Regions from separate parts of the Homo sapiens genome. Here region 1 is linked to region 2. A link is a contact called in ENCODE Hi-C or POLR2A ChIA-PET data. All regions are on one chromosome and are shown on one strand. Each heading gives the region's core, a stretch centred on a gene start or an enhancer-like site at or near the end of the contact. The rest is flanking DNA. Distances are from core to core; before and after follow the strand shown.

The links. Hi-C counts contacts between places; a loop is a spot of excess contacts on that map. ChIA-PET counts read pairs that join two places held with the same protein, here RNA polymerase II (POLR2A). Pooled maps may share reads with other maps.
Region 1: a pooled map shows a loop between it and region 2 (2.0-fold over the local background). The contact joins the enhancer-like site here to the promoter of BTBD9-AS1 in region 2. A Hi-C loop is called at or near these places in 2 of 168 maps with a recorded cell type or tissue (dorsolateral prefrontal cortex and posterior cingulate gyrus), 1 of 37 single-sample maps with no recorded cell type and 5 of 50 pooled maps. POLR2A ChIA-PET finds 5 or more read pairs at or near these places in 7 of 52 experiments (A673, BJ, CD4-positive, alpha-beta T cell and 4 more).

Annotation. Positions count from the first base shown.
Region 1 is chr6:38,550,727-38,553,811 of GRCh38, forward strand. All of the region lies in intron 6 of BTBD9 (BTB domain containing 9), which reads right to left. Among named protein-coding and RNA genes, the nearest start is that of BTBD9-AS1, 71 kb to the left of the region's middle. RefSeq lists a silencer at 1,523-1,723. Within about 2 kb of position 1,550, at least 2 of the 41 ENCODE cell types and tissues checked have a DNase peak (open chromatin) inside an H3K27ac peak, as active enhancers do.
Region 2 is chr6:38,480,333-38,483,032 of GRCh38, forward strand. It overlaps BTBD9-AS1 (BTBD9 antisense RNA 1), which reads left to right and starts at 1,264. Exons shown (of 2, transcript NR_144472.1): 1 at 1,264-1,454; 2 at 1,735-2,195. The region is part of intron 6 of BTBD9 (BTB domain containing 9); the gene reads right to left.

The DNA of each region.
Region 1 (3,085 bases), core at 300-2,799, 71 kb after region 2:
AAGCCACCACTATCTTTTGTCTAAATTATTCTTGTTAGAATGTGTCTGCCCTTATACAACCTATGGTCTACCTAGTAGTTAGAACAATCAAATCACAGGATTCCTTGGCTCAATACCCTCCAGTGGCTGTCAATCTCACTCAACCAAGCGCTCTGCAACCTGGCCCCATTTCTTTTCTGACACCGTCTTATACTACTTTCTCTTCAGCTTCAGCCCTAGTGCCCTCCTTACTATTCCAGGAGCATACCAGAGCCAGTTGCTGTTCCCTCAGCCTGGAACACTCTTTGCCCACATTGGCTTGTTCATTAATCTTCAGGTCTTTACTCAGATGTCACCTTTATAATGAGGCCTTGCCTATTTGAAATTGCAAACCCACCCCATAAACATCCTCTTCCCTGCTTTATTTATTTTGTTGTCTCTCTCTCCCCAGTAGAACATAATTTCTATGAAGACAGACATGTTGTCCAATCTGTACTTCACTGAATCTTCAATACCTACAATACTCAGGTTATTCAGACTGGTCTGGGAATCTTCAGAGTGAAGACAATGCTCAGGCATCAGGCAGGGCGATGTTCACTCCGGGCAAAGGGCATACCATGTTTAAAGATACAGAACAATGAACTAGCACAGTGTACACTTGGAATCTAGAAGCAGTTTGGTTTGGTTGGAGCTTAGGGTTTCAGCAGGAAATGAGACTAGCAAAGTAGGCCGGGATCTAACACTTACTAAGTGTTACCCTACTCTAGGCATTGTTTTAATCCCTTTATATTATTCTTATGCAATTTAAACATCATAGCAAACCTTCTCCTACAAAGAAGCCACTATTGTTATTTCCATTTTATAGACGTGCAGACTGAAGACAGAGAGGGTAAGTAACTTGGCCAAAAATCACTCAGCTAATAAAGGAAAGCCAAATTCAAAGCCAGGCAGACTGACTCTAGAACTGCACCCTGAACCAATACACTATATTGCCTCTGTGCTATGGATCTTGGGTTTCATGGTATAGACAAGGAGGAGCCACTCAAAGGTTTTACACCGGCAAACAATAGGTTTAGTCTGCATTTTAGGATCACAGCAATGTGGAGAACGGATTAGAAAAGTGTAAAGAGACCTGCAAGGTCCAAGCTATAGAGATGTTGAAGGCAGGGTTTAAGGCAGCAGTATAAAGAAAGGAAGACTTTACAGACACCCAGGAAGATTTTATAAACACCCAGAATGTAGAAATTATTAGGGATTTTAAGAGTGTGGTGGCTGAAGACCCAGGAATTCCTGCTCTGCCATTTACCATTCTCTCCATATGCATTTACATTTACAGAAAATAAGAAATCACAAGCTGAATGAAAATCAAAGTATGATACTATGAGGTGGCTCAGCATCTAAATACCACAGAGCAGGAATACAGTAAAACTGGACTGGAACATTTGGCTTAGGATCAAGATGCAATTAAGGGCCTCTATCTTAAGTCCAATTCTGTATCTTGGGATTTTCCTATCTTCAGGCCAACAACACAGTATAGAAATCGGAAGCAGTGTCCAGCATACTTAGGCTTACATGCAAAGAGAGAACAAGAATGAGACACAGAATGAATGCCTGGGTTGCACAAAGTGTTCTGGTTGAACTTACTACACTGACTATATGGAAAGAGGAAGTATAAAAGTAGTCCAGAAAGAGGAAGTAATGGCAGGACTAACTCATCGCAAGATACTCTCAAGAAGAAGAGTAAGATGGCAAGGCTGGCCCAATCTCAAAGATTAATGAAAAAATAAAAATGGGCCGGGCACAGTGGCTCAGGCCTGTAATCCCAGCACTTTGGGAGGATCACCTGACGTCAAGAGTTCGAGACCAGGCTGGCCAACATGGTGAAACCTCGTCTCTACCAAAAATACAAAAATTAGCCGGGTGTGGTGGCTGGAGCCTGTCATCCTAGCTACTCGGGAGGCTGAGGTAGGAGAATTGCTTGAACCCAGGAGGCGGAGGTTGTAGTGAGCCAAGGTCATGCCACTGCACTCCAGAAAAGAAAAGAAAAAGAAAAAAAAAAAAAAGAAAGAGGGCTGTATGGCTGCATGGTAAATATAGCCTGATCAATATCCTGGACTCTGACTAATTAGGTTAGCATAATGTTAATATATGTTTGTCCCTTTGTATGCATGGGGGATTGGTTCCAGGACCCCCAAACCCCCACCAAGGATATCAAAATCTACAGATGCTCAAGTACCTTACATCAAATGGCACAGTATTTGTATAGTATAACCTACACACAACCTTCTGTACACATTTTTTTCTTCAATCCACATCAGTCAAATCCTGCATACTTTAAATCACCTCTAGATTACTTATACCTAACACAATGTAAATGCTATGTATATAGTTGGTGCACTGTATTGTTTTTCATATTTGTTTTTTAAATTGTATTGTTATTTTTATTGTCTTTTTTTCCCCAAATATTTTCAATCTGCAGTTGGTTCTATCTGTGGATACACACAGCTGACTGTATCAGAAAAGCCATCAGACCCTAAGTATGATGAAAATGAAGGGGGCAGAAGACAAACTGGATTACCACACCATGATGGGTCAATCTGAAAGTCAAATTAATGCCAAGATTGTGGTGAGGGGAATATAATTTCACTTGATATTGATTAGATTTGGAGGGGGCAGGCTGGTCACTAAAACAGATCCAACACAAAGCTGTCATCTTAGCCAGCTTAACTTAATTCTAGCATCTTTAAGCCTGATGTTTTGAGTGTTGGAAAAGAACAAACTGGTTATCCCTTACACTATATTCCCTAATACTAGTTGAGGAGTGACCTCTCTAAAAGATCAAGAGCAAAAAGTCTTTTTAAAAGATTCTAGACAATGTAGGATACTCTTTGCCATAAGAGCCAAAGCCAACAGAAATAATCCTTCCACCCTTGGGAAAAGAGATAATGGCAAGACTTCTCGTTAATAATCTAGCTAAATGATAGAACTTAAAAGATCTTTGACTAGCTGAGTGTTGTGGCATGTGTAGTCCCAGCTACTTGGGAGGCTGAGGTGGGAAGATCAGTAGAGCCCAGCAGTTCAAGGCTGCAGTGAGCTATGACCATGC
Region 2 (2,700 bases), core at 14-2,513:
CTCCTTTGTCGGTGCTCAATAAACAGTAGCTCATCTCTGCCATTCCTGGAGTTAAGGCAGAAGACCCACAGTACAGCACTCTGCTTAGGAGCTCTTATGAAAGTGTAGGTCAGATTGGTGCAAGTCCTGTCAAATGGGCATTGGTGGGTTACACAATCTGCTTTTAGCCTCTCATTTAAATTAAGCATGGGCCAGAACATCAAACTCTTTTCAAGAAATCAGTGCTGTAACTGGGACCCTGAGACTACCTCCATGCAAAGTAGTATATAAGTAAAAAGCTCTAATTTTGCTTGTAGCTCAGCTATAGAACACGCCAAAACCCCCCACCAAACCCACTGTTCTAAGTAATGGAAGTGTACTCTGAGAACCATCTGAAAAGAAGCCTGACAACTTGCCTGTCTTATTCCCCACCTGACCTCAATCTTTCTTCCTCTGAGTGGATGATTCCAGTGCCAGTTTTAGATCCAGTGCCTACCCAAGATTTGGCGCTTCCCAAACAGACTGTAGTGTTGGTAGACAGCATATAGCCATCACACAGGCTGACACTAAGAGATAGTGGGTATGAATGTGCGCTCTGTGCAAAATCCTCATGGGGAAGGAAGGCAACACCTGGGTACCTTTGGCAATGTAAAAATTCCCTTCTTTTAAAAATGCTCTTTAAACAAAGAGCTTTATATCTAGACTCAAAAATGCCTTTCCATCAGTATCAGCTTCTCCCAGGTAAAAGGAAGTGAAGACAGAAACAATGGAAATCCCATTGAGTAGGGAGAGGCAAAACAGAAAGGTTTATTCTAACGTGAGAGGAGCCCATGATGATGTGAAAGGGAAAGAAGAGAGAAGAATGGCATATAACCTGGAAGATTCAAGTACATTCACAGATAGATACTTTCCCAAGGTGTGCAGGAATCTAGCCCTTCTTCAAGGAGACAACCATAGCATCATATAATTCAAATTAATTCCTTTCTGAATGAGAGCTGAGTAACAAAGACAAAACTTGGCAAGATGGCACAGCACAGTGAGTGCAAAATTGTATTCCCAGTTGATACTTGGTGAGATGTTAGGTTGTCAGCTTAATGTAAAATAAAATGAGGCCGCACATCGTAAAGTGTTTTGAAAAGTAAAAATCCAAGGGAGATAGGAAGGCAGCATTTTAATGAGTCTAGAGAAAATGAATTCCAGGGTGAGCAGCTCTGCTCACGACCTCTTTTCAGTTGGTATCCCATAGGCCTCTGGGAAGCGGGGCACATGAGGGAGGGGCCAGTGCCTGCCTCCACACTACCCCCTCTCCCCTAATGAGGCTGGCAGCACCATTTGCTAGCACCTGGCAGATGAGAGAGAAAGAAAACCTGGTGTGGAGACCCCCATCCATTAAAGGCAAGAGAGTGAAAAGTGGGAGAGAAAGCTCCCAAGTTCAACAGCAGTGACCTAGGGTCATGCAGTGAGGACTTACAAAGGTATAAAAGCTTCTTTATTCAGGTGGTTCCTTTCAGCGCAACTTATTTGATGATGCTTAATGCAGGCAGTTAAAAGAACAGTTCAGTTGGATATAACTTACAGTACGTCACACAAATCTGGAGTGCCCAAGGAACATTAGTTTCAGGGAACACACTGAGATTATAACCAGCCTTTTTGCCAGGGGCAGCTTGTAACTCAGAAAGTCATGTTTCATTTAGGATGTGCTGTATAATGTTGAAGGGGAAAGTAACTATTTTGTTTTGTTGTGTTTCTTCCCAGTCCAAGAAGAAAGCATTTGGAGAAGTGCTACACATGCTCAACTGAACTTCCTGTCAAATTGTTCTCACTCGTTTGGGCACAAGTCTGCTTAAGCCATCTCTCATTAACATTTACTCTTGCCCGAAGCCCTCTACGCCCCCAACCCCTGCTAATCTTCCACAAGCAAGCTGATCACACTGGGATCTCCTTTTCCCAGACACGTTTGATTCTCACTTTCTCCTGAACCTAGAAATGTGCTTCCCACCAAAGCATGCCAGGCACTAACTCGTCCCTACTGAAAGGGGCTGTTAAAAGCTCATCTTCTTTCCAGATGGTAGTGAGGTGTGAGGTGATCCTTTCTCTTTCTTTTTTTTTTTTTTTTACTTTTAGCTACCCCTCAATTCTGGTGTTCAGTAACAATGTATTCCACTTAAAAGAGAGAAATCATATTAATTATTCTAAGATATAAACACTTAATTTTATTCATGCTCTTGAATTACTTTCCTTTCTACCGCATGTTTGTGTAGCTGTTATATGAGTCCTTTCTACTGATGTAGCTGTCATTCCTTCAACTCAGTTCTTGCCAAACACTGAGCTATGTCTGGAGATACAAAGATAACTACTCTTGTTGAAGAGATGCCAGTTTAGTGGGGGAGACAGACATGTAAACAGATCTGTATCTGAGATAGATGGCCTGGGTAGGAAAAGAATATATATAGCACAAATAACTCAGTGGACCTGCAAAAACAGAGCTTGAGGCCATGATATACCACAAAGACCCACCAAGGCACAAGCACTGTCAACATGAAGGTAAGGCTTCCATTTTTGCCTCTTTCAATCTGGGTACATCTATTCTACATACTCTGCCTTTCCTCCTGTTACAGGAAAAGAAGGAACCTCAATTCTACCTAAAGTCAATCTTCTCCTTGAGCTAGAGATCCAGCCCCTCTCCCATAATGAGGTACACGGCCCCTACAAAGATCCACT